Linked DNA regions of Mus musculus: region 1 is linked to region 2. A link is a loop called in an ENCODE intact Hi-C map of the cell type or tissue named here. Cell type or tissue: left cerebral cortex. All regions are shown on one strand. Each heading gives the region's core, and the rest is flanking DNA. Links, peaks and the distances in the headings are about the cores only. Region 1 holds the start of Gm36677 (a long non-coding RNA gene). Region 2 overlaps Nsmce2 (NSE2/MMS21 homolog, SMC5-SMC6 complex SUMO ligase).

Region 1 (15,782 bases), core at 5,123-13,122, 91 kb after region 2:
CCTTGAAAGCTCAAGGCCCTGCCTTAGCCTCTGGAGTGCCCTCTGGTTCTCTGACTAACTGGGGGTGTGAAGCTGTATATTTTAGGTTCTAAGCTGAATTTCTTTGCTATCAGTACCTGCTTGTCATCTCCTAGACAAGAAAGGGGACTTCTCCTTCACCAAAGGGGAAAGAATAGCCTATACCTGTGAGAGAGTCCTTCTGCCAGATGTCAGAGCAAAACTGTGACTACATCATCCAAGGTACTGTGGACCACTGAAAAGCAAAGCACCAGCCCCTTACCTTACAGCTATCCACTGGATTATAAACCAAAGATCTTCATTATAATATCTTCCCTTCCTCCCCTCCCCCCTCCCTCCAGCTGCCTGTGTCAATCCCAGCTAACCCTAGGTCAGCACTCTTCAAGTCCCAGTTCTGAGGTAGATGACACATTCCAGACCCTTCCCTGAAAGGACTCTCTCTGGTGCTCAGGCACACAAAGCAATGAAGCTCTCTGTTCTCAGAGCAATGTGAGAGGCTCACCTTGCTAGATGCAGCCTTCCCTCTGAGTTCCTGGTACTCTGCTGCAGTCTCCCATCTAAGTCACATGTGTCCCCAACACATTAAGGTTTCTCACAGTTAGACCCAATATCTCTTCATGAGCCACTTGAAGTGCTGGTTAGAACACAGACTCCCAGGCTACTCCTAAGCCCAGTAGCTAGACTCCTGGGGCAATAGGGCCCAGGGTTCTGCACACTTCCCAGGTGACATCAAGCTGTACCTGAATGGACTCATATTTGCTTGATAGAGCCACATAGAGCACAAATATACACAAATAAACACAGCTTCCTAAACATTGTATCCTTTTCTTAAATCTATTTTTTTTCTTTTTCTTTTTCTTTTTTCTCTTTTGGATTTTCCAGACAGGGTTTCTCTGTATAGTCCTGGCTGTTAGAACTCACTTTGTAGACCAGGCTGACCTCGAACTCAGAAATCCACCTGCCTCTGCCTCCCGATTGCTAGGATTAAAGGTGTGCACCACCACGCCTGGCTTATTTTATTTTTAATTAAAATATGATTATGTCATTTCCCTCTCTTTCATCCCTCCAATCCCTCCCATGCCTCCTCAAGTTAATGGCTTCTTTAAAAAAAATATTATTGCATAGATAATAGATAGATAGATAGATAGATAGATAGATAGATGGATTGATTGATAGTCTAACTGAAAAAGCTCAAAAGACTGCAGTGACACACTCCTTTAATCCTACCTAGCACTTGGGAGCCAGAGGAAGGTAGATCTTTAAGAGTTCCAGACCAGTCAAGTCTATAGAGTGAGACCTTTTCTTCGAAGGCAAGGGAGCCAGAATGCGGAGCCGCTGTCCTGTGGTTAGGGGTACTTACTGCTTACAAAGGACCTGGATTTGGCTCCCAGCAACCACAAGGGAGCTCACAACCTGTAATTCCAGATCCAAAGGATCTGACACCCTCTTCTGACCTCTGAGGACACTAGGAACATACACAGTGCCCTTACATATGCAAACAAAGCACACCCATAAAATAAAATAATAATTTTTTGCTGATTTGAGACAGGATCTAGCAGGATCTAACTAGTCTGGAACTCACAGAGATCCATATGCCTCCCTAGTGCTGGAATTAAAAGTAAGTATGTGTAACCACGCCCAGCCACTAAATCTATTTTTTTGAAGATCCTTAGATAAATATGAAATATTGGATATCCCATCTTCTTTTAACTTCTATTTTTGTCTTTTGTTTGTTTGTTTGTTTGTTTTGCTTTAAAAAAATTCCGTATGCATTGAAGGAATCCCTCCCAATTTGATTGATGGATCTCTCTTGGCCAGGTAAGATTTCACTGTATGGCGTGGGCTTGATGGCTCTCTTGAGAGCATCTTTTCCCATCTATCTCCCAGGGCCCAGCCTCGAGTGAGGTCTTGGTGAAGACAACCTTGGTGTCATGCGTGTTGGACGTGTGGAAGCGCAAAGGTGTTATGGTTTGAATGGGAAATGTCTCCTGCGCAGGCCCGAGTTGGAGCACTTGGTTCCCACTCAGTGACAGCGCTTTGGGAGGCTGGCTGGGGGAAGTTTGTATTTTCTGGTTCCCTCCTGTGTTTCCTACTTCCCAATCCAGCCTGGGCGGTAGGAGTCACTGGCACGTGGGCCTGCTTCCTTCCCAGTGTTGTGCTTTCCCGGCCATGGGGGGCAGATACTTCCTGATAAAACTCTCAGCCAGAACAATGCTTTCTTCCCTCGCATCCTTTCTGTCAGAGACGAGAGAAGAAGCTAGTGCTCGGGTTTCATGGAGACCTCCAGTCACCCACCCGCTCAGAGCGAGGCTCAGTTAATATTTGTGTGTGTGTGTGTTGAAGTCTCCAAGACTTTGCTTCCTGACCACCAGTTGTTCAAGAGTCCCCATGAGACTTCTGTCGCCTGTGCCTTATTTGCTTAATTGTTTTGAAAGAGGTTAATTCACTTTTGAAAAGCCTCCTCCTAACTGATAAGACACGTGAAATCACCACAGTTGGTTACTAGGAATACTGGAAGGAACCCCAGGCTTCACGAATGCTAGGTAAGCAATCTACCAAGTTCTAGCTCCAGACAGGCATTTTAAAATGAGACACTTAACATCCTCCTGGCTGTTTGCTGGAGGGTTCTTGCAGGGCTGGGGGCCCAAAACTTCCCTACTCACCAGGGCTCTCCCACAACCCTCCCTCTACGCCCTACCCAGCACTGAAACTAAGAAGTCCCTTGACAGTGCCCCGATTCCAGCAGGAAGTAAGTTTTGGCTAGCCATCAAGCCGTGCTAGACCCCCACCCCCACCCCCACTGCGGCCGGCCAACAGCTCTGACTTCCACAAAGAGTGGTTTGTGCTGACCAATGCATCTGAGTTTCACATGAGAAGTCTGAGCCGGACAAATGCCATGTTGGGGATCCTAGTGTTGCTCGCCCTGGGTCACATCATCAGAGCTCAGTCGAGAGTTCCAGTCAACCTCCTGAACAGTAAACATGAGCTCAACAGCATGTCCCTATCTGTCCCTATCTGCCTGTGTTGAAGCAGGTGACATCCCCTGCCAGCCTTGGGCACTTCACAAGGAGAAGACAGCTTGAGTCCCAGGAGTCCTTGCAGCTACAGATCTATTTCCCCCACCGATCTGTTTGTCTTTGAAGTAGCGTGTGACTTGTAGCGAGCACATGTCAAGGGAGGCTGTATAATGCCAGCCAAGGAAAACAAGCTAAGGGGCGCTGACAGCTGGCTGGCAGCTTATGATTCACCTGAGGACAAACTGAAACCAGGCTCATTTGGAGGGGCTGCCACGGAGGAGGGTGCATGCAAGCCATGGGTGGGCTGTTCCCTGTGGCGCTTGGGGTTGCAACACCACGCTGTAGCTCACTTCAGCTCTATGGAGATGGACACTGCGAAGCAAGGTTTGGGGAAGCAAATTGTTCTTGGAACAGCTGGACATTCAGGGGACGAGTGCCAAGTTCAGTTTCTGACTAGTGGTGACCTAAGCTGGCTTCCATAAGCTTCTCCTCACCCAAGAGCCCTTTAGCTGTGCTTGGAAGAGTGGTCCTCTACTCTGCTTGCCTCTTGGAACTGTATCCAGCCAGGTGGAGTCAAACACCGTACACAGAGAAAGGGCAGAACCTAGGGAGCACAGCTATAATGTCCAGTGGGAGCACTACCCTGCATTTAGAAAGCAGGTGCCCTGAACCTGAGTTTCTGAGGATGTATGAAGACTATTGCAAAGTATCAACTTGCTTCAAAACAGTCAGGATGATGTCATGTGCCTTTAAAATGTCAGATAAGCCGGGCGGTGGTGGTGCACACCTTTAATCCCAGCACTTGGGAGGTAGAGGCAGGCAGATTTCTGAGTTCGAGGCCAGCCTGGTCTACAGAGTGAGTGCCAGGTCAGCCAGGGCTACACGGAGAAACCCTGTCTCAAAAAAAACAAAAAAAAAAAAAAGTCGGATAAATACTGGAGAGCTTGGTACAGTACTTACCTTAGGTTCCTTCAGGAACTTGAGGGTAGGCAGGGAAGAATCAGGACTGGACTGGAGTGGCTTTCTAGCAAGTGGTGCTCCCCCCCCCCTTTTTTTAATTTATTCACTTTACATTCCAGTATTAGCCCCCCCTTTCTCCTCTGAGAAGGGGGGCAGGGCTGGCACATCAAGTCACTGCAGGACTAGCTGCATCCTCTCCCATTGAGCTAGGCAAATGGGATCCACAAGCAGGCAACAGATTCAGGGACAGCCACCACTTCAGGTGTTGAGGGACCCACAGGAAGACCAAGCTACACTTCTACTACATATGTGCAGGGGGCCAAGGTATAGCCCATACTTGCTCTTTGGTAGCTCAGTCTCTGGGAGTCCCCAAGGGTCCAGCTTAGTTGACTCTGTGGGTCTCCTGTGGAGTCCCTGTCCTCTTCATGTCCCTCAGTCCTTTTCCCCAACTCTTCCACAAGACTCCTCAGCTTCCATCTAATTCTTGGCTGTGGATCCCTGTATCTGTTTCTTTTGGCTGCTGGGTGGAGCCTCTCAGAGAACAGTTATGCTAGGGTCCTGTCTACAAGCATAGCAGAGTATCATTAATAGTGTCAGGGATTGGTGCTTGCCCATAGGGTGGGCCTCAAATTTGGTGAGTCATTCCTCGGACATTCCCTCTGCCTCTGCTCTCTTTGTCCCTGCACATCTTCTAGACAGGACACATTTTGGGTGGAAGGTTTTGTGGGTGGGTTGCTGTCCTTATTTCTCCTCTGGGAGTCCTGCTTTGGAAAGTGGAGGCTCTAGCATCCATATCCCCCACTGTCCCCCCTCCCCCCCGCCCCCTTCAATTCCTGTTCTCTCCTCTGCTCTCCCTACACCTGATCCCCTCCTCCTCGTTCCCCTCTCTGCTCCCCTCCCCACCCCCTCTCCCACCCAGTTCCCTCCCTCTGTCCACCTCCATATCTATTTTATTTCCCCTTCTGAGAAGGATTCAAGCATCCTCCTTTGGTCCCTCCTTGTTATTTGGCTTCTTTGGGTCCATGGATTGGTAGCATGGTTATCCTGTTCTTTACAGCTAATAAGTGGTAAAGCAGGTCTTTAGCTCTTAGAAGAAGTTGTGGGTACCTCATCTCTTTCTGGCTTCCATGTCCCAAGATGTGATGTCTCCCTCCTGCTTTATCCACATTGAGGTGACACAGCCAGGGAGAGAGCAGGACCCATTCTGACAATTCTTTTAGTGTCAAGAACTTTGAACTAAATACACTTCTTTGCCTTATAAAATTAGCTTGTCTGAGGTATTTTGCTGTAGTAAAGTAAACAGACAGGTTAATTGTATATAAAAAATATTTTAATAGATTTTATAAATGTATACATGAAATAATAAATGTGCTTTTCCACAAAATGTGATCGTTTTCAGGTTTATTATGAAAGGTCAAATTGTGTTTCCAGGTCAATGGGACTCTTCAAGATACAGTACTCAGGAAATATTTTATGGCTTGACTCGGCAATGAAAAAGAACTGATTTGGAGAAATGGGATCAGCCAACATAAGCCCAGAAGCTGCACCCCAGAAAAAGGGATTAGAAGGACAAAGATCAGATAAATGAGCACACGGGTCTTCTTGGGGGTCCCAGCAGAGGGACCCAAAGACAGCACTGAATACTCAATTTCTGTCTTGAGTCTCCAGGGTCTGTAGAAATGTTAGACGCATCTGGTGGCCCGTTTAGGAAAGAGCGGTGAGGTGAAAACTCTCCGTTTTCAAGAAGATAGGAAAAGAAAAAGAAGGGAAAGAAGAGATGAGATGAGAAAATGGCCGAAGCATAAGAAAAAGGATCCAGGTGCAGGTAAGCCACTGAAAATCTGGAAGGAGGCTGTGCTGAGAGTTAATAAAATTTCCAAATCTGAAAAGGGCCAGCGCGGGGCGGATCCGGGGGTGGGGGTGGGGGAGGGGCTGGACAGACTCGGCTATGACATCTTAGTTACCTTTGTCGTGGAGCGTGGGGAGGGGGGCTGGACGGACTCGGCTGTGACTTCTGTCTAAGTTACCTTTGTCACCGCTGTGACTAAGCACCTGACCGAAGAACTTAAGGAAGGAAGGAAGGAAGGAAGGAAGGAAGGAAGGAAGGAAGGAAGGAAGGAAGGAAGGGTGGGTTTATTTTGGCTCGGGGCTCTGGCAGGGAAGGCGTGGCTACAGGCGCGAGTGCATGTGTGTGTGTATGTGTGTGTGTCTGTGTGTGTGTCTGTGTGTGTGTGTGTGCGTGTGGCAGTTGGTGAAGCTGCACCTACAGTCAGGAAACCGAGAGGAGAAACAAGGGCTCGCTCAGTTGCTGCTCACCTTCTGAGTCACTCCAGAGCCCCAGTCATGGAACGATGCCAGCCACATCCCAGGTGGGTCTTCCCCAGCCGCGCGTTAGCTGAATCTGAAAAACCCGTCACATGTGCCTGGAAGTCTGCTTCTATGGTGAATCTAAGAGCCACCGACGACGGAGCAAGATGCTACAGCACAGCTCCCCTTTCTTGCCAAGGAGGACAACAAAAAGCCACCGTGAGCTCAGCTCTATGACAGATGGGAGAAGAGGGACAGTGGTACGTGTAGCAGGAGGGGTAATCCCGGACTTTTCCCCCTGCAGGAAGGAGACGGTAGCACCAAGGCAGGCACAATCTTCAGAAGATAGGTTTGATGGACACCTGCTAACAGTTTCTTATCATCTTTGCACAACTATCCATCCCAACTGCCAGAGGACAAAACAGGGCCTGGACTGGAATTCTTGAATAAGGGGGGATGGGGAAAGAAATAAAAAGCAAAAGAAAGGACATGACTGTGCCTAGGTATGGAGAAAGAGAAAGTTTATTGTAGATATGAGAAAGAACATAGCCAGAGACAGAAACATCTGGGAGAATCCAGAGTGCTCATGATCCTGAGCCCTGTAGAGAAATGGGGAGGGAAGGGAGAGAGGGGAGCAGCTGGAGGTCAGAGGTAACAAGGGGCAGGGAACTAAAATGTCTAGATTATATAGCCAAGAGCCTGGGGGTGGGGGAGCCCAGCCCCTGGGCTGGAGAGTTGAGGGTGGGGTATGCCAGCCATACCCTGTACAGGGTAAGGACTGAGGGATGCTGGGAGAACTTGGAGGCTAGGCACTCTTCGATATGTTAAATAAGCACTTCTGCCACTTGTCCCAGGTTGAAACTTAACAGTTCTGGAGTAGCATCTCCCAGCATTGTATGACCAGCCATAGGGTAGGAGTGAGTCTCTCCTTGTGAACTAAAAGTGGAAGGGTCTTTCGAATGCCTTGGGGTAGCCATGGAGTCAGACGGTACAAGGCCATGTACCAGCCTCTGTCTAGTGTGCTCTTATAGAGCAAAATAAGAACTTAAAACAAGGGAGTGGGCTCCCGGGGAGAAAGTACATGTTCTCTGCCAGGCCCCATTAGCAGCCCCTTATCCCGAGACTCAGTGTTCAGTGGGATCAGGCGGGGCTAGCCTTGGAACCACCCACACAGGCCAGGGAAAGTGTCCCTCCTGGCCCCAGTTTCCAAGATGATGATGAGGACGAAGACGACAACGACAGAACAGGTGACCAACCACACTTGTGAGCAGAAGCTTCCAGTGAACGTGTCAGCACTGCCGCTTTGGCAGCTTTGGCCTCTCAACTTGAATGCGTAGGGATTTGAATCCACTCTTGAAGCAGAGACTTTCCCCTCAGACTGAGATAAATACAGACAAACCACACAGGAGGCCCTGACTTGGGGAGAGAGTTGGAAGATTCAGCAAGCTGCTTCTTGAGGGGGCGGGGAGGTGGGAGGGGTCACCCAACCTGAGAACACACAACTTCCTCTTCAGAGTCAAAACACTAAGAAAGAGCTGAGAAGCGGGCCAATAAAGAGCCAAGAGAAAAAAAATGGAGGAAGAGAGAATTTCCACGGAAATTACTGAGTGGAAAACCCTTTCCTTGATCTCATGGGCCCATGCCAGCCTCGGGCCAACTTCGAAGTTAAAAGAAGGTGAATAATGGGTTTGAGAACTGTGTAAAGAGTGTAGCTGATCAGAGGAAGACATACGGAGCTGCAAATGAAAGAGGTGAAGTAGGATCTGGATTTGGTGGAAAGCTCATGGGGAGTTATGTTCTGTAGTAAGGTTTGAGTGCTCGGTTAAAGACTGTAAAATGTTACCAATAAAATGCAAAATGGGCAAAGACTTGAAAAGATTGAGGAAGCTCCAGCCATTCAGACTTTGGGAGGTGAAACCATCACCTGCTGCTGCTGCTGCTGCCGCTGCTGCCTCTGCCACCACCACTTTCTTAGCCAGGGCATCACCACCGCCCCAGATTGAGCCAGGCTGGGGCTGCTCTTGGGTTTCTGTCAGCTAATAACATACCGTTTTTGTTATTCAGTTTAGATGCCGGTGTTCTTGCTGAGGGCCAGCTCCCAGCTGTGCCCTTCCCCGACCTTCCCTTTCTATCTGTCTGTCCTCTGTAGCCTCTCATCCCAGCTCTCATCATTCCACCAAACAAAGTCTCAGAAACGAAAGCCCTGGCTGGATTCCAGTTCCCTCTCCTGAGCTCTTCCGTACTCTTTATACATACATCCATACATACATACATACATACAGATACACACAGAGATACACATACAGACACACATACATAGACACATACAAACACAGAGATACAGACACACAGACACATGCATATACATACATACACACACAGAGAGACACAGACACACACAACGATACACATACACACAGAAGAAACATATACATACATACATAGATACATACAGACACAAAACACACACAGGCACACACACACAGAGAGACACAGAGACACAGACACACACAAAGATACACATGCACACAGAGACATATACATACATAGATACATACAGACACAAAGACACACACAGGCACAGACACATACATACATACATAGACACAGACACACATGCAAACATAGACACATACAGACACAGGGACACACACAGATACAGATACACACACACAGAGACACAGACATACACACACCATCACCACCTCATCTTCCTCCTCCTCCTCTTCTTCCTCCTCCTCTTTCTCCTCCTCTTGGTTGCCCCCTGCCCCCCAGTACTAGTGTACAGGGGTGCCACCATGTTTGACTTTTCCTTAATGTAGTGTGCTGGAGACTAGGAGTCAGGTCCCCACGGTTACCTCACAAGAACTTTACTGAGTCATCTCCTCCATCTTCCATTTTTTATTTTATTTTATTTTATTTTTGGCTTTCAGAGACAGTGTCTCACTATGTAGCTTTTCCTGGCCTGAGACTTCTCCACAGACCAGACTTGCCTCAAATTTGGAGCAGTTGTCCTGCCTCGGTCTTAGCCTCCCACCACACCTGGTCTCCAGCCGTGATGACAGGGCTGATGAGGAACCAACGAGGGTCCTCGCGGAAGCCTAGGGAAACATCAGAAATTGAAGTATAGCACATCACTGTGGAATGATAGGAAACTGAGCCGGTGGGGTAGGACCAGCTATCCTACATCAGAGACCAGGGTCCTGCCTCTACTGGACACAGACCTAAGTGCCCGGCATGGAAAGAGCTCTGTCCTGAGGCTCACAGTCTAGCAGGGATGGTAGACAGGGACACCTCTGCGTGCGGTCGGTCTTGTGAAGGGCCTAGGACAAGTCTCAGGATTACTATTTAGTATGGTGATACCTTCTTCATCGGTTTGTCCCAGGAAGCCAGTAAGGAACCTGTCCAGGAGCTAATTCTGCCTTTCCTAAGGAACCATCACTGGCTGGAGCCCAAGAGCAGAGTACAGGCTATGCTGTGCCCTGAGAAGAGATGAGTACATGCGCCCAGCCCATGGAGTACGTTGCAGGGCGCCTGCTGGCTGCCTATACATAGCACTAGGACCTGAGCAGGGCTTCTCCCCCCCCACCCCCAACAGGGAGGAACGTTGCCTAAGGCTCTTGGTAGAGCCTCCCACTTTACTGGAGAAGCTTGGTAAGGGAGTGGCAAAGGGTCCAACTCCTCTGCTGAGTTCTCTGTCGCAGTCACATTAACCCAGTCTACTTCCTTCACCCCACGGATGTTGTTCCCAAGAGCTCCTCACGCCTCCTACATGAGCATCCCCATCTCGGGAACTGTTTCCAGGGAAACGAACACAAGGCAAACCAGTCTTTCATAACTGCTATGTCTGCTCTACGTCAATACCACTAGGGTCCCGTGGGAAGAGTGAGCTAGCCTGGAAACCCCTATGCTTGTCATCTTGCACCTGGGTGGAGGGGGGATGCATTAGAAACTAGCCAAAGAGGACAGGAAGCATAGGGGCCATTGCCAGTCTGTGGGGAGGAGGGGACCCCAGGATTTCCAGATTTGAAACATATCCTTTTTTGCATTTCCAGACACTGGGAGCAGCTCACACCATCCGGAAACTCTTCCCTATTTCAAAGCTGGAATTCCTCCTTCCTTAATGCGTCCCCCACTTCCTTTCCCCTTTTCCTCATGTGGCTGTGTTCTTGCCAGCAAAGAAAGTTGAAAAGGAACAAAGGCATATGGTTTTCCTATTAAGACTGACGCCCACGTGTGAGGGGAGCCAGAGGGAAGTGTTCAAATAAGGGCAACGGAAATACATTTATGTGACACTCATTTTATAGGCTGTTTTTTTTTTTTTTAAAAAGCTTGTCCAAAACAATGAGATTCTCCTTTGTCCCACTTATTACATGTTTGGGATATTTAGGATGTCCTGGAGACCCCTCTACAGAGAGGTAGGAGAATACAGAAGACCCCGGGTCTAGCTTATAACAAGTGGTACAGACTTATTTCTGAGCTGCATATGGTGGTACATGCCTAGAGCCTCGGCTACTCGGCAGGGGTGAGGGAGTGGCGGTCACTTGAGCCTGGCCAGAGCCACATTGGGAGAAACCGTCCCTTCCTCCCTCCTCCCTCCAAAGTCTTATTTCTGCCAGACATTAGCTGTGGACCTACCATGGTATACACTCAAAAGTTCCAACACTCAAGAGGCTGAGACAGAGGGATTGTGAGTTTGAGACCAGCCTGGGCTACATAGAGAGAGAAACCCTGCCTCAAAAAAGGGTCTGAGAGAAAGCCAAGGGCTGAGAGAAGGCCATCTCAGCCTCACTGGTTAAAGAGCTTACTACACAAACCCAAAGATAAGAACTGGAGTTCAGATTCTCAGAACTCACATAAATGCTGGGTGACAACGGTGGTGGCTCGTCACAGCCTTTATAATCCTCAGCTTCTCCTATTGGACAATCGGGTTGCGATAGCCTTGCCACGTTCTACACAGGGGCCTTGCCTGGTGCAAAGGAGGTCCTGACAATGGAAGAGAAAGGGAAGGGAGAAAGAGAGGTAAGAGAAGAGGAGGGAGGTGGGTGATTACTCACACCAGAGCTAGACCTCGGTTGGCACAGTGCTCACCTAGCAGGGGCTTCCTTGTTCCCACCATACTTCGTGCCCTGACCTAGCTGGCATGCCCCACCTTCCGTCTCAGCAGGGGACAGCTGGCCTTGCTGTTGTCACCAGTACATATAACTTTTTTTTTTCTGTGAGTTCCGTAAGTTCCGAGGACAGTTTGGCAGGCTTTGGGGACAAGCACCTTTGCCTCCTGAGCCATCTCCACAGCTCCTGCTTATGCCTGAAAACGTCTACTGTGCACATAAACCTCATTTTCCTTACCCATCCCGCTGTTCATACAGTACTGCAATAAACATTGATTTGCAAGTGTCTCCGCGATTGGCTGATAGCGAACCTCCTGGGTAAATACCAAGAAGTGAGATGGCTGATCATATGGAATATCTATTTTTGTGTATTGAGAAATGACATGCTGACTTCCACAGTCAGCTTAGTTTCCAGTCCCGCTAGCAATGACTAAGGGCTCTCTTTTGCCCACATCACCACCAGCATCGTTTGTTGTTTGTTTTCTTTATGACTGTCTTTCGGAGCCAGGCCAGGTAAGGTAGTCCCCATGTAGATTCCATATGCGTTTCTCTGAACGCTTTTGAAGTTGACTTTCCCATGTGCTTATTGGCTATTTACGCTTCCGGTTTTGAGGTCTGTCAGTCCACTTCATCTGCCCATTTTGAACTTGTTCGTTTGCTTTTTTGTTTGTTTTAGTTCTTTGCACGCTGTAGATATTAATTCTCTGTCAGATGTATAGCTGGTACAGATATTTTTTCCCCATTCTATAGGCTGTCTTCTTGATCAGTTGTCTCTATTCCCAGACTCATTTCTAAACACCCTAAGATGTGCATTGGCTCCTGGTGGGGGGGGGGGGCAGGGAGATGGGAGGTATTGGTTGAAGCTGACTCAAAGACACAGTTCCTGAACCTGCTGCACATGTGGTACCCACGCCTCCCCTGTGCACTCCTGTACAAATACCCTTTCCTGTTCTTCCCAGGACTCCACGGAACAGCGCGTAGAGAATGCTAAAAGACTCACTTTGGCCCCAGTGGGACTCTTGGTCCCCGGAGAGCAGAGCTCCCCAGCTGTAAGTGTGTGCACTCCAGGTGGAGTGATGTGCAAGGCTGGGCCAGCTGCTGACCTCACATTCGCCTAACTGGTTGTGTTAGGGGGTGTGCCACCTTCATGGGAGCCTGGTTGGGTTTCCTGTGGGTTCCCACGGGGATAGGCCTTTCTGGGAGGGGTCTGGTGCCACCTTTCTTTCCCTGACCTGGTGACAACTCCACTCACCCCTCTGGATGCCTCAGTCATCAGTCTGTCTGGCTTGTTCAGGGGAAGTCAGAGCTCATAATGATTCCACTAATCCTCATGTGGTGACACACTGTGGGTTGTTTTCTTAGCACGGGGGGCAGGGCCTGGGAGATCTTTGCTGACTGCAGCATGGCCTGTGTGGTCTGAGAGTGGGGAAAGGGGCTGCTCCTTCCTGGGAACAGGGAGACATTGGCAGTGAAGACCCAGGTCACGGGTCCCGAAGGGTTCCTGCACAATTCCTATAAGTTTTGAGACTTCCCAAAGCTGAACTCTCTCCGCCCAACCTTTGCTTGGGTAGACTGCACTATAGTCAATTCCAGCTTCTGGGGGCCTGCTATTGGGTCAGCATAACCTGAGGCAAACCAAACACAAACATCAGAGTCCTCCTTCCTGTGCACGTCTGAGGCCAGAGCACCTCTTTAAAGGATGGCCAGGAGCTTCCCATCTTCCGCAACGATTCTCACTAACCAACCCTCTGAGCTCAGGGATCCTCAGCGTGTGCCAAATCGCTGGAAACCAGGTCACAGAGAAACCAGTTGGCAGAGAAAGACTGGAAGCCCTTCCCCACCTGGCCGGGCACTCTCCCAGAAGGTGCAGAAGAGGTGGGGCTTCATGACTTTAAGGCTGTAAGGCTAATTACTATGCCTTCTAAACAGACAGTGAAAGGGGACAGGATACAACGTACCACCTACCCCTGTGATTTGATTCTGAATATCTGTCGGAGAGGTACATCTCTTTGATGTGTCCACTGTGCTGGCCTCTCACAAATGTCAGATAGGAAGCCTGATAAGGAGCTGAGCCCTGCATTACTCAGAACCCAGTCCTCAGTGTTAGGATTTGCATGGAGCCAGGAAACTAGCTTGGCATGCTCTCTCAGAAGCCCTGGACATCTTGAAGCTTCCGTTGCTGCTTCTGGGTAAACTTCATACTGTAGAGAAAGAAAACACCCAGCCCATCTCCTTCAGAAAGGCTGGGAAGTGGGAAAAGCCACTCTCAGACTCTAGCAGGCAGCTGATGCAGGAGGGGTTCAGGTGCTGTTAACACTATGGGGAACAGCCAGGCGGTGGTGGTGCACGCCTTTAATCCCAGCACTTGGGAGGCAGAGGCAGGTGGATTTCTGAGTTCAAGGCCAGCCTGGTCTACAAAGTGAGTTCCAGGACAGCCAGGGCTATACAGAGAAACCCTGTCTCGAAAAACTAAAAAACAAACAAACAAACAAACAAACAAACAAAACTATGTGGACCACTAATTGCCACAAGGTCCCTGGGAGCAGACACTGGCTCACCACTTACTCCAGGTAGAGCCCTGGATATCTTTGCAAGATAATCAAAGTGCAGTTAAGTGAGGAAACAAGCAACCCATTCCATGATTGGCTGCTCTGGCCTCTCAAAAAAGCTCCTGGAAAAGTGGCTAAGCAGTTGCTCAAGATCTCCATGTCTGCTCAGCCACAAAGAGCTGCCCTGACCTCTCCAGTAGGGGAGGAAGCATGGTGTCTCCCATGAGGGGATTCGTTTTCTTATTTCCTTGAAAAGGCAGAAGAAAATAAATGCAGCAGACACGATGGCCGTGCAGTGACGAAGCCAGGCTGGGTTACACGCCTTGTTACAACAGTGTCATAAAATAATTTATTCTATTTCATTTGGCTTTTGGAGATGGGGTTTCTGTGTTGCCCTGGCTATCCTCACTTTTGTAGACCCAGCTGGCCTCAAATTCAGAGCTCCACCTGCCTTTGCTGCCTGGGATTAATGGTGTGTGTCACCATGCCTGGCTCGTAAAATAATTTTTAATATTTTATGTTATGAAGGGAAAGGCCTGTGTCAGTCTATTTGCCCTGTTAGATCAGAATACACCACACAGGGTAATTCATAAAGAACAGAAATTTGTTCTTTTGGCCTTCTGGAAGCTGAGAGGTCGAAGGTCAAGGTGCTAGCGGGTGTGGTGTCTCACGGGAGACTTTTCTGCTTCCAAGATGGTACCTTGTGGCTACATCCTTTGGGCACTGCTTTCTGGCCCAGTAAACAGTGCAGTGGCAGATGGGCCTAAGCTGATTCTCTCCAGCCCTTCTGTACTCGTTCCAGGCTAGAGAGCCGACTCCTGACAACTTAATCCCCGCTCCTAATGCTTCCGAACTGAGTCCAAGGTCCCTGTTACTTTAGGGTAGACATGTACATTCAAATCATAAAGAGTACCTAGCAAAGAGCTGGACCCAGAGGACAGGGACTATGTCCTCCTTGTTTGTGGCCACTGGGGTTGGCATAAGGAGAATATAGCAGTGGCTGTAGTTCTTCGTAGCACCGCTCATTAAAGAGACAGTTTGCCCAGATCTTGAGTCTAAATGGTTCTTTGACCTGTCTCGGACAGCTGGGATGCCAGAAGTGATACCCCCCAAGCCTGGCTCGCAATACTCTGCAGCTTCTCTTCTCCACGGAGCTCTGAGACCTCCAGTTGGGCGTTGGCCTTGGAGTCATTGCTGTCACCCTAGCAACCACCAGCCAGTCGACTGAAGCAGAAACAGGTAACTGAGCAGTGGGGCTGAGGAGGACAAGGTAAATTCGAAGCAGGACTGCCCAAGTGAGCCCAGCAGGACTGTTACATAAATGCCTGCTTGCTGTTTAATAAGCCACCATATTTTGGGAGGGTTTTCTATACCACAAAAGCTGCTGTCTACCCCAAGGAAGGACCAGCCCAATCCTGTCCAGCAGAAATGCAACACGTCCCACCAAGGCACACAGTTTCAAATTGCCTGGTACCACATTTTTTTGTAAAATAAAGAAGGAGGAGAAATTAACTTCAATGATTCATTTTATTCAACCCAATATATATTCCAAAGTATTAACATTTCAACATGTAATCAATATAAAAATAGTTGGTTTTTTTAATAGATATTTTACATCCTTTTATTCGTATTAAGGCTTTGAAATGCATCATAAAAGCTTACACTTACAACAAATTGGACTAACTACATTTCACATGCTCCTGGGGGACCTCTTATTAAAGGACACACACCCAGGCTTCTGAATGCTTGCATTTCACTCATTAGCAACATTTCCCTTCAAATGTGGGGGCTAGTATTGCTAAGTCTATATTTTGTTTTAT
Region 2 (15,782 bases), core at 5,229-13,228:
CGTGCATTCAAGATTTCAAATCAAAACTCATGAAATATGAAATGGAAAGAGGAGGATGTTCGGATGTTCCAGAATGAGTTAGTGTGACTTTTTTTTCTAATTCAGCAACTGGGGTTAGAAAGGTTGCTCCCCAGTTTAAGGGCACTTGCTGTCTTCCAGAGGACCTGAGTTGGGTTCCCAGCACACAGGTTGGACAGGCCACAGCTGCCAGTGACTCCAGCTCCAAGGGAATCCAACATCCCCGGCCTCATGCCTACACTTCAAAAGAGTAAAAATAAAACTTTAAGTTCAGTAAATGTTCCTTGTATTTCATTTTAATCCTTGTCAGCTCAGTTCCGTGATACACACACACACAACTAGCTTTTAAAAACTTTCCAAGTTTTTTATGATTTTTTTTTCCTCATTTAACTTCCAATTGCCTGCCAATTTTCAGTTGAGGAAAGTTTTTCTTACATAAAAACAGAGCCTTTCCAGTTCTGAGATTAAGACTATTGGTTTCTGTTTAGGATGACTCTATCTTAGGTCTCCATCCATAACCATTGGCAGAACTCTGTTAAGAGCTTACTTGTCCCTGTTCTTGCTGTTGAAGATTTTTAGGACGATTTGTCCAAAATGAAAGCAGTATTAATTCCCGTAGGTAGCCTCGGTGCCTGGCTCATCTTTTCTGCTGTCTTCCCCATCACTGTCTATATTCTGGATGCTTTGAGCATCATAACTGGTGTCAAGGACCCACATGCATTTCCCTCCCACACGCTCTTTCTCTCCCTAGAGTAACATCGTTTGGAAATTTGAACATCCTTTGATACAACCTTTACTGGATGGAACTTCTGTGAAATTTCTCTTGCTTTCCCTCGTATTATCACCTGCTCCCCCGTCATGCCCCGGCTGTCCTGTGCCTGATTCTTGGCCACGATTATCACCATATTACAGTTAAAGGTTAAAACACTGTTGCCTGTGGGCTGTGAACTCCAGGAAAGAGATACTACTCTCTGCTTCTCCCGAGTCGTCCATAGGCTGTGACCAGGTTATAGCCAAGCAGATCAGTGGGCTAGCCTCACCTCACGACCTCCTGACCCTCTGAATCCTAGTCATTTCTATTGTTCATTTTACTGTCCAAGATCTGCCACGGTAGGTGTTCACCCTCCTGGCTCTTCCAGTTTTGCATTCCTTTCCTGGGCCTCCAAAATGTTCTGTACATGGACCTCCAGTGCTCTCAGGAAGGAGGGAAGACAGGAGCTGTTATTTATTGGTTCTCTGCTGCTCATCTCGGTGATTCAGCCCAACCTACACTGCATACTTGGCCCATTTACTAGAGCAGTCACCAGCACTCTGTGCTCCTTTGATCACCTCACCTCCCACTGTGCCATCGGTCCAGCCAGCCCCTGTCTTTTGTCCTGCTCCAGTGCTCCAGGACTCTTAACTGAAACACAAGCTCTTCCAGATTGAGCCTTCTACAGACTGGCTGCTCAGACAAAGATCACCTAATCTGCCCAGCTCCCAACCCTGTGAGCTGCCATTGCCAGGCATGGCTTCATTATAGTCTTCCAGGGAGCCCTTACCAGCGGAGCAAAACTAAACTCGTTCAGATCTTCTCTTCTGCCATACTGTTGCTGAGCCCGTTTCCTGTTCCCTGGCGGCCTTCCATGAGTCCCTCTGATGGCAAGTCCCCTTCTCGCTTGCTTCTGCAGAGCAAAGGACTGGTTGTTTTGAGGCCCTACTTCTTGCTTTACTTTTGGTCACACTGCATCTTCTGCCCACTCCGCTGTCCTCCTATCTCTGGCTACAGAATATCACTTAGATAAGAGCACACAACGATGTTTCATGTATTTTCCCTGATGATGTACACAGTGCCTGGTACAGTGTCTGCCATGGTGGAAAGCCCACGAACATTTGAACAGAGAAGAAGCCAAAAGACAAAGGAGAGTAGATTGGACCCTGCTGCTGTTCTATGTGCATGTACGCATTTCCTTTTTAAGGTTTCATTGTGTATATTCATCAGCGTCTATTTTCTTCTCATCCCTAGAAGCCCAGTGAAGTTAGTGCTGTCATCCCTGATACGTATGTGCAGAGAAAACTCATAGAAGTCACTCTGCTTGTAGGGGGAAGAACTTCCTGTCTTTCACAAGCCTGCTCGATGCCGTCACTTCTGAAAAGCCTTAGTATGCCCCTAGCCTTCCATGGCACTGTTCACTCATGGGCGTCTCTACAGAAATGACATTGTGCGTGGCTCCTGTGCCAGGTGCATTACGCCCTCCTCCTTGCCACTGCTTACATGAGGGCTTCTGGTATGTGGGGTCTTTGACAGTTTTCACTTTCTGTCTCACACTCCATATGCCAGTCTTAGCTCTATAACCTCAGACAAGTTATGAGTTCCTCAGGTGGGTGGAAGTGTTTCTTCTTTTATGTGACCCTTGTTGGACATACATAAGGGATTGTTGCGTAGTGACCATTTCCCGTCTGCTGAGTTGGAGGCTCTGGGACATGAGTCTGGTAACGTCTTCATCACTAGGCTGTTCTTCAGATCTCACTTGCATCTTTCTGTTGTTCCCTGCAGAGGGCCTCCCCTTCTCCAGTAGCCTGTCTGCCTCTTCCAGTCAAGCACTGGTAGTCCTTAGATATGACGAATATGGTGACTAACTGAGAAGCCTCTTTGTAAAGACCTCAAAAGCAATCACAGGTTTAAATGTGTGTTTGCAGATAAATACATACATATGTTTGCATATAAACAAAGATTTTGTCATCTTCTTTAAGTGCTTAACTCGCATGTGCTTACTAAGACATCTCTGCAGACTGTAAATTAAAAGAATAGCCAGCCACCGAGAGTTCCAAGACCAAGAGTTCCAAGACAAAAAATCCGCAAAAATTCTTTGAAAAATTTTTGGCTAGAAAATTATTTTAATTGACTTTTTAGTACAACTTTTGATGTTAAATATAATGTCAGTGGCAGAGAATCTAAAATAATAAGCATACTTGGGATCTTTAAAAATCCATTGTCAGTGTCCACCATGTGCAGATTTTAGTTGATTATAGTGAAATGACTGGCGGGGAGAAAGAAAGGTGTTCTAGTAAGTACTCATAAGGAATTCCAGAAGCTTCTGGGAGCTAGGACCACTGGTTCTGGAGGCACTGCACCATCTTTGGGTTCTCCAGTGGCATGGAGGGCTGCTTCTGAGCAGGCCTGGCCCTCCTCTCAGGTTTGCTTCTCAGCTTTCCCTGGTTCCTTTGGAGGAGAGGAAGTGTGTGTGTGTGTGTGGGGGGGGGGGGGGGTCTGGAGAAGCCTGAGGGCAGAACCCATGGGTTGCTGAAGTGAGCGAGCCCTGTGGTTGCCATGCCAAGGCCTGGCTGGTGCTGGCTCAAGCTCCGTGTTTGCTTTGTGGGAGCATGCCGGAACTGACCTTTCACTTGCCCTTCACGCTCTGGGTGACTCAAACGCTGAGCCATTGTTTTAGGAACTGATTATGCTTTGACAGTATGGCAGAGGTATTTCCTCAGTGCTGGGCCGAGGCTGGGAGGTGGGTAGATTTTGGTATGATTTTGCTTCAATTGGGAGGACCGCTTTTCTCTTTCTTTGGGTATTGTTTTGCTTTTTCCATCTGTAATACACATGCCAGTCCCAGATGCTGAAATTCACCTGAACCTGTCCAAAAATTGCCAAGAGATCTTGTAGCTTTCACTGGCAGCTTGTAGCCTTAGTGTGGCATTTCTGTTAAAGGCTCACTCTATCCTTGCCATCATATGGAGGCCAAGAGTCAAAACAGACAAATGTGGAAATGTAAGCCATATAAAGCTCTGTGCTTGTAAATCTTCATAGTAGAGCAACTATAACAGTGTGAAGGGAGGCTTTTATTACGTAGATTCATGGAATCTGCCCTCTCTGAAAGTTTGGAGTTGCCGGTTAAATACGTATGTATTTTTCAAAGGAAATCATCAAAAAGGACATTCCGCTCTTATTACAAAGTTATTTTAGGGGTAAATATTTTGATAGATGTGGTTCGGTGCACCTGGGAGCTGAGCCGTAGCTTGAGGCGGTTAGAACAGATGGAGCTCTGAGATAGTTCAAGGCTTGGGTTTTCCCCTGTGCAAGCACATGGCTGGTGGGCCGCAGGAACCTTAACTTTCTCCATGCTGATGTTAGAAAAGTAGCTTTCTTATGGAAAGGTCTCATTACTGAAGCGTTCGGGGACCATCGTAGGTCTTCTCTGAAATAAATGTATAGTGAGGTCTGTTGTGTACACACATTTTATTAAGAGAGAGAATGCAGTCTCTGGCCAGGAGTAAGTCATGTCAGGACTGCCTACATTTGCATCAAATGCAAAGGTCTGGGATTTGGGCGCTGACTGACTGACAGGAACAGCAGAAGCTTAGCAAGACAGAAAGACTGCTGTGAGCTTCCTTCTTTTTTGAAGTTGAGTTGAATCACTAGTCAGATTGAAATCCTAGCATATAATTTTTAAAAATAGTCTAGTGTGTCATCCAACCTTGTCAGGAAATCAGTGTACACGAGCACAGCTCTGGCTGCTTCCCGTGCTCACCTGCCATTTCAGTAGAGAGCTTGCTTGGCTAGGGACATTCTACAATTCTAACACTTCTCCCTCTTTGACTAAAGTGATCTTTTGTCAGCCATGAAAGTATTTGTCCTTGTGAAAGTCACCTCGTAGGAGCCGGGTGGTTTGGTAACCTGAGTCCAGTCATGGGGCCCCGTTCATAAGTTAGTGATCTTGGAACAGGGACCATGTTTGTTGGTGTGATTTGTCTCTGTTTTGGTTTGGTTTTGTTGAGAAAGTCTCACTGTGTAGCCCAGGCTGGCCTGGAAATCAAGCCAATCCTGGCTCGGTCCCCTAAGTGATGAGTTTTACAGGTATGAGCTACCACACCCAGTCGTTTGTCACTTCTTATTTCCTATCTCAGAATAAGTTCCCCAAGGGCAGAAACCACCTTTCTGTTCTCATCGAGTAGTTGTTGATGATTTGTTGACGGACACATAGCTGAGAACTGTTTGTGTAACCCCCCCCCCCCCGCCCCCAGCTCTGAGTTAACACATGGTGATGGTGATTTTTCAGCACTTCCTTATTAGTAGCACAGGCAGGAACATGGATATTGCAAGCTCGCCAAGCGCTAACCCTTCCCACCCTTGGTAAGAGTTCCTGATAAACCTTTGGCTTCTGAGGAGAGAGAACTAAGCCCCAGTACCTCCTCAGCAACCGCCTTTCTAGATGCGGGAAGTGGATCTGGACTGTCAGAGCTGTTCTAGTGTCATGGAGGTGTCCTGTGTTTGCAGCAGCTGCTAGCCCTATTGTGCTCTTTCACTGAACGCTCTATTAGCCTTTGTGCCATCTGCTTATTTGAGACAATACAGCTGGGTTGACTGCAGCCATTCCAACAATCAGGATTTTCTTTTTAACAATGTGAACATTGCATACTGCCTCTCATTGTACACAGTATTAAGACAAAAAATACCATTTAGAAATGGTTGTGCTAAGCTCATTTTAAAATAAAAAGGTTCTATTTAAAGTTCAGCTGGTTATAGTATAAACCGGTTCTGATGACTCATTCTAGCGATACTTTTACCCCCCACCTGTGCTTTTAGTAGTTGTTTGGGGCCCAGACAGGAAAAACCCTTACATTATGTAGATTACTTATTTCAGGCACTTGATTTAGTAGCAACTTGTTGACTAATTGAGGAAACACTTTTAGTTAGAAATAATTAGAAACACTAGAACATCCAATTTGGTGAAGGGCATTGCATTATAGGTGTAGTTCATTTGTGACTGTATGTATAAATTTAATAATTTTTCAAGTGCGTGCTTGCCTCCAGCCCCTGCCTGACACAGTTATAATCTTCCTCACAGTAGCTCAGCTGCAGGCAGGAGACCATCGTCATTTCCCAGGAAGAAGCTTGCTGGTATCTCCAGAATAGGTCAGCGAATGCAGTCTCAGCTGTTCTCCCTGCCTACAATCTTTGTGACAATCATAAACAAATTAAATGGCCTTAAAGGACTCAGAACTTTTGACCAGCAACCTGCTTTCTTCCTTAAAGTCTGTGGGTATGATCTAGTTAGCGAGTTTCCCTCACGGTGCAGAGAGGGCAGCATAGCATAGCAGGATGGGTCATCCACCCTAGAGCCATGAACAGGACTTGCAGTGGAGTTGTTCACATTCAGGGATAAGTCTTCCCTTCTAAGTTGAACCTTTCTGGAAATGCCCTCATAGATACACTCAAAGGCGTGTTTCCATGGTGATTCTAAATCAAGTGAAGTTTACAGTGAAGATTAACCATCACAGTCACTAAAAATGAGTGAATACCACTCACTGCACGACCCAGCGAGACTGGCAGAGTAGTGAGGGGAGAACAGGAGTCTCCATGGACTCTGGCGCACTTCCAGGTCATCCTCTGAGGGGCTCAGCACACTCTGCACTACAGAGTCCAGGACACAGAGTACACGAGCAGTCTGCTGCCTTTGTAGGCACTGTGCTGAAGAACAGATGCCCTGCCTGCCCTGGCTACTGCTCTCAATGATAGTTTTTCTAGAGAAAATGAAAATTGGTATTTTGCTTTTTAAATATTCACTACTGATTACATTTTTCAAAGCACTGAACAAAGCCTATTTACAAATTACAGGTTATATATGATTGGTAGGTCTTATATGGTATGCTAATTGCTCCGATTTAAGAGTTGATATTTAGCTTTTCAAATTGTTGATTTTGTGTTTTAATTTTAAGAGAGGTATAACCCAAAGAAAGTCAATACTCTCTGCTGATGAAGACTTGATCGTTTCCAGAGACAGTTTCAGTACACCAGCTGTGTGACACCCAGCGCTTAGGCAGTAAGAGTACTAACCAGCTCATGTCTTCAAAGTATCTGCCACTGTGCAGAAGCAGGACGCCACAGCATCACAGACCTGTACTGCAACCTTGAGTGTAGCAGTGTGGAGCCTCTTGGGTAGCCCTGGCTTCTTGCAAGTAATTTTGCCTGAGTCATGGATGGAAACGGCGAGATTTGGATGAGCGCAGCTGTGCTTGTCGGAGGTCAGTCTAGCAGAGCTGTTGAAAGAGCAAGCAGAAAGCCTGTGCCGGCGTAAACCTTGGCATGCTTTGTGACAGCAGTGGTATCACCACCATATTCCTTGGCCTCTCTGTGGTCTTGCTTTCTGCTTCTCTGAGTAACAGTCATACAGGTTAAGTAGTCCTTATCCAAAGGCCTCAGACACACAGTGTTGGAGGAGTCTTCAGATATCACCATTTTTGCATGTATATAATATGATAAATTAGGGACAGGACCCAAGTTTCAACTTAAAATGTATTAACATTGTTTTCAATAATTAGCCTATACATGTGGGTTAAAGATAATTTTATGCAATATTCTAATAATTTGTGTATGAAACAGTTTCGTGGTATGTGATATTCCACCCTTGGTAATAATATCTGCATCCTAGCGTTTCAGTGATTACATCAAATATTCAGGACCTCACGCGTGGCAAATGCATTGCAGTTATTAACTACTGCCCCTGCTACTGTTTGTAATTACAAAAGGCCTGAGGCCAACCACGGCTGTGCCTGTTAGTAATTGTGCCCTCTAGATTCTGCTTGGTGATCTCTGTAAAGATCAATATGGGCAAGAAAACCCAAAGGTAAAATGTAATTACATGTGAATGCACATAAAGGTTTCACAAATGCAAAGTATTGTTTGGTGTGAAACCTTGTTTCAAAAGTGAAGACATGGGGTAGAACCTTTCCATGTTTGCCCAGCACTGCTCAGACCCCATGAGAAGTCATTCGTGTGTGTTCAGGAATTTCAGCTGTCTCTGTCGCTTCTGACATTCGAGACATGTTATGCAATTTGCTTTCAGTGTCTTTAGACCTCCTGAAAGAAACATTATAGGGCATGAAAGAATTTGCATAGTGTCTGCACAGTCCCCCATCAGTGTTGGTGGGATTTCAGTCTCTGGAAAGGGCCTTGTTGAATTATTCCATTCCATGATAATATTAGAACAATAGCCAAGACTGTGATATATAGTCCCAGGAGCAGTTGATTTTTATTTGGGGGTGGGTGGGGGATACAACCAAATGAAAATAGATTGGTCAAAACACTGAAAACCCCATTTCCCTAACATCCTTATTTTTATAGCTAATGTGCCAATTGACTCATAGATAACACCTGTGTCGTTTATTTTTAAAAACCTTACTGAAATCTACATCTTAGTGAAACTCTAGGAAAAAAATCACAACAGCTGTCCAGGCATCTGTTTGAATGATGCAGTGTGAAAAGAGTTCTAAATATAATTAGAACGTAAGACAAATAAACTTGCAGAGCAGTACTCAAGTATCAATTGAACTAGATCAGAAAGAACATGCCATTCAAATAACCTAAATCTAGAGTATTTATGGTTTGCTCTGGAAAGCAACAGATGTTTGCCTTGAGTGGTCTTTATTAGCAGACTCAAAACACAACTAGTCCATTGCCACTTTCTGGGTGCAGAGAGCTAGTATACCAGGATGGGGGGCGGGGGTAGGAATGAATGGTGTCAGGCTGACAGTGTAGCTCACTTGGTAGAGTGCTCCCATACATGTGTAATGTCCCCAGCACGGCATAGAACAGACATGGTAGTGCACCACCTATACTCCCAGGACTTGGGAGGTGGAAGCAGAAGACTCAAGGTTCTCCTCTGCTGCAGAAGGACTCTGAGGCCAACCTGGGCTGCAGGAGACCTTGTCTCCACAAAACTGAAGTGTTAATGACCCGGCACAGCGGGCTTTTGCAGGACGTCTTCATCACACCAGTATTCCCAGGATGCCCTGTTTCGATTTGACATTCCAGGCACCCCAGTTAGCACCTCTCACCATCTATCTTAGTCTGTTTTGTGTTTCTGTAGCAGAACTCTGTGACTGGGTAATTGATAAAGCAATTTATTTCTCACCATTGTGGCTACTGGGGAACCTAGTGTCACGGTGCTAGAAACTGGCAAGGGACATTACATCGTGCCATCTAAAGGTGGGATTCAGAAGAGCTTTGCTGTTGTGTTGCGGCTGCTACTGTTGGCTGGTTGGATTGTTTTTGTTTGTTTGTTTGGTTGGTTTTTGTTGTTCTTGGTTTTTTGTTTTTGTTTTTTTGGGGTGGTGCTACTGGATATCAAATCCATGTTCTTAATGAATGTCAGGCAAGCTTTCTACCACTACACTATACCCTCAGCCTGCTGAACTCACAGTCTACTCTCAAGAGTGCCGATCCACTCATGGGGAAAGGGCCCTCCTGGTTTAGAAAATTGTTGAACGTCCCATCTGTTGACACTGTTACCGTTACATTGCATTGTGTTTCTAACACATGAGCTTTGGGGACTGAGGCAACATCTGTCCTTCCTTCCTGTCCTTCTCAGTAGCTCCTAAGTGTCCATACTTGGCTGAGACTGGTTTCATATTCTGAGAATTCAAAGAAGAGGGTAGACAGTGTCTCCTTTCTTTTAAAGGCTAAGTAACATGATGCACATTTTATTTCAGGTACTATTCGGCCTTTAAAGCTTTTAGCATTGTCTGGCATACAGTGGGTATCAATTAATGACCCCAGTGTATGACAACATACACGTTTCAATAACTGTAGTTTATGGAGCGCTTGTAATATTCTAGAAAATCTTTGTACATATATGCATGCAAATTTGTGTTTAATCATTGTTATCCTATGAGTATAGGTTATTGTCCCAGCTAGTCCCAATTCATAGATGAGCTGCCTGAAGTTGGATGGTGATCTGGAGTTGTCCAAGGTTACACGTATGCCAGGTGTGTCTTAAGTACAACTTTAGTCCTTTACCATTGGAATGTTCCTCAGAGTCTCTTCCCACAGTCCCCATTTCCCATTGTCCAACAACTTCCTCCAAGGACAGTGCTTGCTTGCAGCATGTGTTTCCTGCTGTTCAGTGCCTGGGAAAACTAATTTCACTGACTCCACTGTGAATATGCAACTTTGTAGCTTTTTCTCAGGGCTACAAAACTTTGAGAAAACAAGAGGAAGTTACCAGTCACGCTGAAAGTTGTCATGCTAATAGGTTAATGATCATACTAATGATTAGTAATAGTAGGAGGGAAGTGAGGGAGGAGGTAGGGTATGAGTCTATAATATCTGCCCAGTTTGTTTCAGGGTGTTCAGATTCTTTCACATCTCTGAACGGCCCACGCCTCACTAAGTCTCCCTCCATTTGGTAGGTGAAGCAACTGAGACCTAGAGCAGTTGGCAGAAGACATTGCTCAAAGCCAAGAATCTATTTCCAGCAAAGCTGAGATTCAGATGCAGTCTAGTTCCTTTTTATCCTAAGAAAAACCTGCCTGTCTGGTGGTTATCTATCCCAGAACCTCAGGGGTCGAGTGACCTTCCTCTAATCCCACCACACATGCCCTTCATCTGTAGGATTTTACCAGTCATGTCAGAAACCTTGGAATTAATACCATACAGAGTTTGCATCTCTGGTTTTGCTGTGAATCCCATGGCACACACTGCCATGTACCTGTTGCCTCTGACTTCCACAGAGAGTGAGAGGTCTTGGCACGTATGTCTTTGTACAGCTCTCCCAGCAAGAGGCCGTCGTTCAGTAGATGCCCTAACTAGGAAAGCCTGCTTCCCCAGGACCTTTCCTCACAGTCCCTCTCACTGAGTCATCAGCTCGCTTCCTTCACTCTCAGCCTACACGTTCACTCAAGTCTCTCCTTCCAAAAGGAAGGGCAACAGAGGCTTTCTGTATGTGGCTGAGGCTGCTTCTCTTCCTCCTGCTCAAAGGAGAGGCCTCACTCTTGAGTAAACACAGTATCCTGAGTGCCTCCACCATGTAGTGAAATCTCTCTGAGAATGTGCTCCATGGCTGCAGTCCGCCCAAGTTTCCGTTCTGTCTTAACTAAGCCTCCATCTCTTAAATATTTCCAGTCACTGTTTGTGAGTTTGTTGGTGTGTTGCCCAGACTGACGTCTAACTCCTGGGCTCAATATATATTTCTTCTTCACCCTTCTGAGTTTTCAAGAGCAAAGGTATGCCCACTGCAGTGGTTCATCTAATGACTTAGTGTTCTCACTCCCCCTTTGTAATCTCTGCTTGGGTTCCTTCTTAACGCCTACAGCTGCCCTGCAGGTACAGTTGGTCAGGATTGTCTTCCTGACATTTACCCTTCTGTACTGTCTCTGACTGGTCATTTCTGGAGTTGCTATGGCTGCAGCCGCCATCCCACCCACATGCTGTCAAATGAGGTCTCTCCTCTGATCTTAACCTTACTGCTCCTTTCTGTCTCCTTTGGGATATCTTAGGAGCATTCCAGTGTCACTGTGGCCCCCTTCCGTCCTGCAGTCCCTCCATCAGTTAGGTCATCATCCACTCCACAGAGCACCACCATCAATATGAGTCCAGCCTTTGTCCTCCACTGCCTGGAAGCACTGCTCAGTTCTGTGGCTCCTTAGGTTTGTCTCAGATGTCCTCTCACACAGTGAGAGCTCTTTCTCTGGCAGTTATCCTTTGTGTCTGCAATACTTCCCTGTTTTCTGTTGTTAGAGTGAGTTCTTTGTCCATCAGAACTTCAGGCATTACCACTGGTGTTTCTTTACGATAAATACTCTTCTCTTAATTCAATCTTCATACTTCCTCTGTCTACAGAAGTACCTAAAGCTTACCATGTCCCCATTAAATATTTGTTGAACAGGATGAGACTTTCTAAAATAATCAAGAGTGTGTGAAATGTATTGGAAATTAGGCAGGGGGTGCGGTCCTTGGGAAGTCTGCAAGTTCTTATTCAGTCTACCTTTTTTTGTACAGTAGGATATTGACAGGTATCAGTTCCATCTTGGATCTCTTCTCTACCTTCATTCTCACTCTTGTCTGTTCCTGCTTACTCTCTTACACTCAGCTCTCTGTCCCACCAGAAGGAGGATTTAGATGCCCCTGGCATGGCACCTATCAGTCATGTACTCCATTGTTCATCGTGCCTAGCCTAGCTCTACCTTCTAGCTTTTAATGAATAACGAGGGGGTATACATCGAAATCGCCAGATGTTTGTGGGTGTACTACTGTTGAACTCTCTGTAGAGCAGATGTCTTCCCACCCACCTCACCCCTGAATATACACTTTAAGTCTCTTGAGTTCAACCTGAGAGCCATTCTTGTATTTGAGTTGCGTTCAAATTCTACCTGCTTCAGTTAACCAGAACAGCTGCCCAGTCACTGTCCCAGTCAAAGCATAGATTATCAAAGCTTCTTGTTTATGAGTCACATATGCCATTGATGTTTAGAAGACGAGGTAACTTCTACCCTGAATGCAAACTAGTCACAAAAGCTGGTATACACATGTGATAGTATTTTGTGTCTGTGTGTGAAGTTTAAAGGGTGTTGGGTTTTGATGTTCTTCCTTTGAATGAAATGAGGCTGTATTATAAAAAGTCACTAAGTTTTAGGCAAGTACCTTAGAAGTGTAATCAGAAGCCCTGAATATGAAAACTGACATAAGCAGTGTTTTCATGACATCGAGAAAAGTTGCACTGTCTGCTAATAGACCGATGTTATAAAAATATGGAAATAGGGACTGGAGAGATGGCTCAGCGGTTAGGAGCACTGACTGCTCTTCCAGAGGTCCTGAGTTCAATTCTGAGCAACCACGCGGAGATCCGACGCACTCTTTTAGTGTGTGTCTGAAGACAGCTGCAGTGCACTCATAAAAATTAAAAAATTAAAAAATCTTTTTAAAAATGTGGAAAGGGGATTTAATATTCAAAACAATTAGACCAATCTCCAAGTTATTATTAAAGTAAAAAGATACTAACACAGGGTAGCTATAGCAAAATAATGGAATTACAAATTTAAACATTGGGGAAAATGGTGTTTGTCATGAGAGAAAGGCCTAAAGCAAGCGTTAGAAATGGATGTCATCACTCTTCCTAGAATACCTACATTTTCCTCATGAATTGCCTCTTTATTCCTCTCTAAACTAGCCTCTCTGGCCATCTGGCAAAAGATGGCTTCCTTTTACCACTGAAGGTTTTGTGTCCTCTTTCAGTTCAGCTAAAGAATCCATCCTGAATTAGAGTCTCAGTTCCAATTTCAGCCTCTCAGAAGAGAAGTTGGTTCATGTGGCATAAGTCAGGAATCCACTGCGGTCCCAGCAACTGTAGCCAAGGAGACAGGGCCATGTGATGGAAATATGATACCATAGCATCCACCCAGATTCACCGGAGATGGGTGGTTATGTGCTGGACTGACCGACCACCCTTTCACCACCAGACTCCGAGGAAGTATAACATGAAAAGTACTCTGTAGTAACATTCGTCGGGAAAATGGTTTATAGCCTGATGGCCAGGGTCTGCCACCTAGTGACTCACCTTGATGCCAGGTTCTAGCTCAGGGGCTCACTCTTCATTCTGGAGAACAGAGAGAACACAGAGAAGTGCCCGACTACAGACGCTCTCGGTGCTACTATTCAATTAGCAGAAGAAAATATTTGCTGCCTTCCTGGTAATACATATAGGCAATAAATGTCTGAATAAATCCAAAGCAGAATTGTAGTTTACAAAGGAAGTTAAGATGGGGAGGGAAGGAGAGACGGACATGAGAACAAAACCTTTCTACAGGCATTAAAACCAAGGGGATGGCAGTGGTAATCATACGATTCTGTTTACATTTTATCTATTCATAATTTCAGCATACACATAAACTCTGTGGTATGCATTTAAACATTTACTGGTTCATTGAAAATATTAGCTACTAAAAGGTTTTTATAAAAATAGATAAAATACATGCCACTAATATTGGTTGGCAACTTTAGTATTGACTGAAATTTTTAGTTTTTACTTTCCAATTTTAAATTGATATGCTCCCAGCCCAGAGTTTGATATAATTATAAATAAATTCTGGTAGTAACAAGCAGTTAAGTGTATGGTTGGAGTTACTAATTCAGTCAACTCTATAAGGAGATTTGGACTAAAATTTTATAAGTAACACAGACTGAAAGACATTTTCTCTATGGGACAATTAGGCAGTTGCTAAAGCTATGCTAGAATGTGTTTTGCCAGTCTGATGGATTGTCTACAGTCCACCTGGTGATGGTAAAGGACCAGGCTGAAAGAATGTAGGATATGTGAGGTTTGGGAGCTGTGCCAATATAGTGGTTGCCAATACCAGCTGAGAAATCTACTCTGCAAGCAAACCAGATCTAATAGTAGTTAACAGCCTTTTACCTAGCTTTATTAATTAGAGCAACTCCTGTTAGTGGTTATTTGAAGCGTCTGTATAAACAGCTCCTGAGCTCAGGGCTTATTACTATAGGTTTAGTGTAGTTCAGTGTAGATGAGGACATGTCAGTTCCATGAGGTTATCTGGAGTCCTGGGCACCTTCCATGTATGACTCCATCATCCTGAATCCCCTCCATCCAAGCTGGTGCAAGGGACAAGAGTGAGCTTGGACCAGGTCTGTACCAGAAAGCATCCATTACATCATCACGATGTATTTCAGGGGTGAGTCACACAGGTGTGGTAACACTGGTCTCTAAGGAGCTTGGAGAAATAAATAGTCAGGACCCTGGAGGAAAACATTCGTATTTTCAGTGTTTGCCATACTATTAGGATGGAGATTTGAGAGGCTATGGAAGCATTAGGAAAGGAAAATATTGTTTAAAAAAAAATAGGCCAAGGGTCCTTTTTGTCTTCAAAAGAATTTTATTGAAAATAATTCAAATTGTTTCAAAGTTATTTGGCAAAAAAAAAAAAAAATGATAGTTGAAATTCAGTGGGTCACCTTACCTCTCTAGTACTACAGGTAGTGGTAATAGCTTCCACAGGTCACCTGTGACTCCCTGGTTCTGTCCACTGAGAAATCCAGACGAGGGTGAGAGTTTATAGAGGCTGAAAAGTGCTCAGCCCGGGTCAGAAGACTGATAGGCATTCCGTCTCTGCACAGCCCCGCTGCGCTGAGTCTTCTGCAGGTGGGTCACAGCAGAGCTAGTTTACAAGATTGACAGGTGAACACTTGTTGAATATCCCCATAGTATGGCACTGTGGGGTGCATGCAAGGGTGCATACGTTTGGGGGGGGGTGGGGGTCGGTGGGGGGGGGGGTATGTGTTTCTGTTTCTGTAACGAGAACCTGAGACAGTCATTATAGGAGGAAAGTATGTATCTCTGCGCTGTGGAGGTCCCAGTCCCTGGTGACTGTTGAGCCCTGTTGCTTAGGGACTGTTGCAAGGCAGCACGTATGGTAAGAGTGTGTGGCAGAGCAAACTCCAGCCTGCGGCTAGGGAGTGAGAGAGACAGAAAAGACCCAAGTCCTGCAGTCAGTCCTCTGTGGGTGTGTCCTCAGTGACCCAAAGGCTTCCCATAGAAGGCCATTCTACTTCTACACTAGCTTATAGCACAGAGCACTTAGCTGCCTCCTATGTGCCATGCAAAGTTTGTTTGCGCTCATATCAACCCCTGTGTATTGCTCTTATTTTACAAATAAAGAGCCATCAAACAACTTGCCAGAGTTTGAACAGCGATTTAATGGCACAGTTAGACTCTGTCCCATGGAGCTTTTGTCTGCCTGGGACAGAATCCAACTATGAACTTAAATCTGTGACCTCCTAAGCATCAAGCTACAATGCAGGAATTAAGACACCAGAGAGACAAACATCACAAGGGTTGGGGGGTAAGGGTTCTAACCTTAAATAATAGGAAAATAGAGTGCTATTTCACCTTAAATTCTCTGGGATCTAGTCCATTAATCCACATCAGAAAACCCCCAGCCAGGAAGTTTATATGGAGAGATTCAGACTGGGAAGTTTAAGAGCAGGAACC

The links. Peaks named below come from ENCODE experiments on the same cell type or tissue, not always from the same donor. Only the 100,000 strongest peaks of a DNase experiment are listed, where the experiment ranks them.
Region 1: it touches region 2 in a loop (8-fold over the local background); 5 of 42 quality-filtered maps call a loop at or near these places.

Annotation. Positions count from the first base shown.
Region 1 is chr15:59,612,275-59,628,056 of GRCm38, forward strand. Gm36677 (a long non-coding RNA gene) reads left to right here and starts at 5,918. Exons shown (of 3, transcript XR_875371.3): 1 at 5,918-7,977; 2 at 9,688-9,820; 3 at 10,358-11,701. In left cerebral cortex, for the core only: a CTCF peak has its summit at 6,619; DNase peaks (open chromatin) are centred at 6,433, 9,284, 10,070, 10,446 and 1 more place; H3K4me3 peaks cover 808 bases; H3K27ac peaks cover 1,584 bases.
Region 2 is chr15:59,520,832-59,536,613 of GRCm38, forward strand. All of the region lies in intron 4 of Nsmce2 (NSE2/MMS21 homolog, SMC5-SMC6 complex SUMO ligase), which reads left to right. Among named protein-coding and RNA genes, the nearest start is that of Gm36677, 89 kb to the right of the region's middle. In left cerebral cortex, for the core only: no CTCF peak of the experiment used is centred there; DNase peaks (open chromatin) are centred at 5,289, 5,561, 6,076, 6,947 and 4 more places; H3K27ac peaks cover 3,009 bases.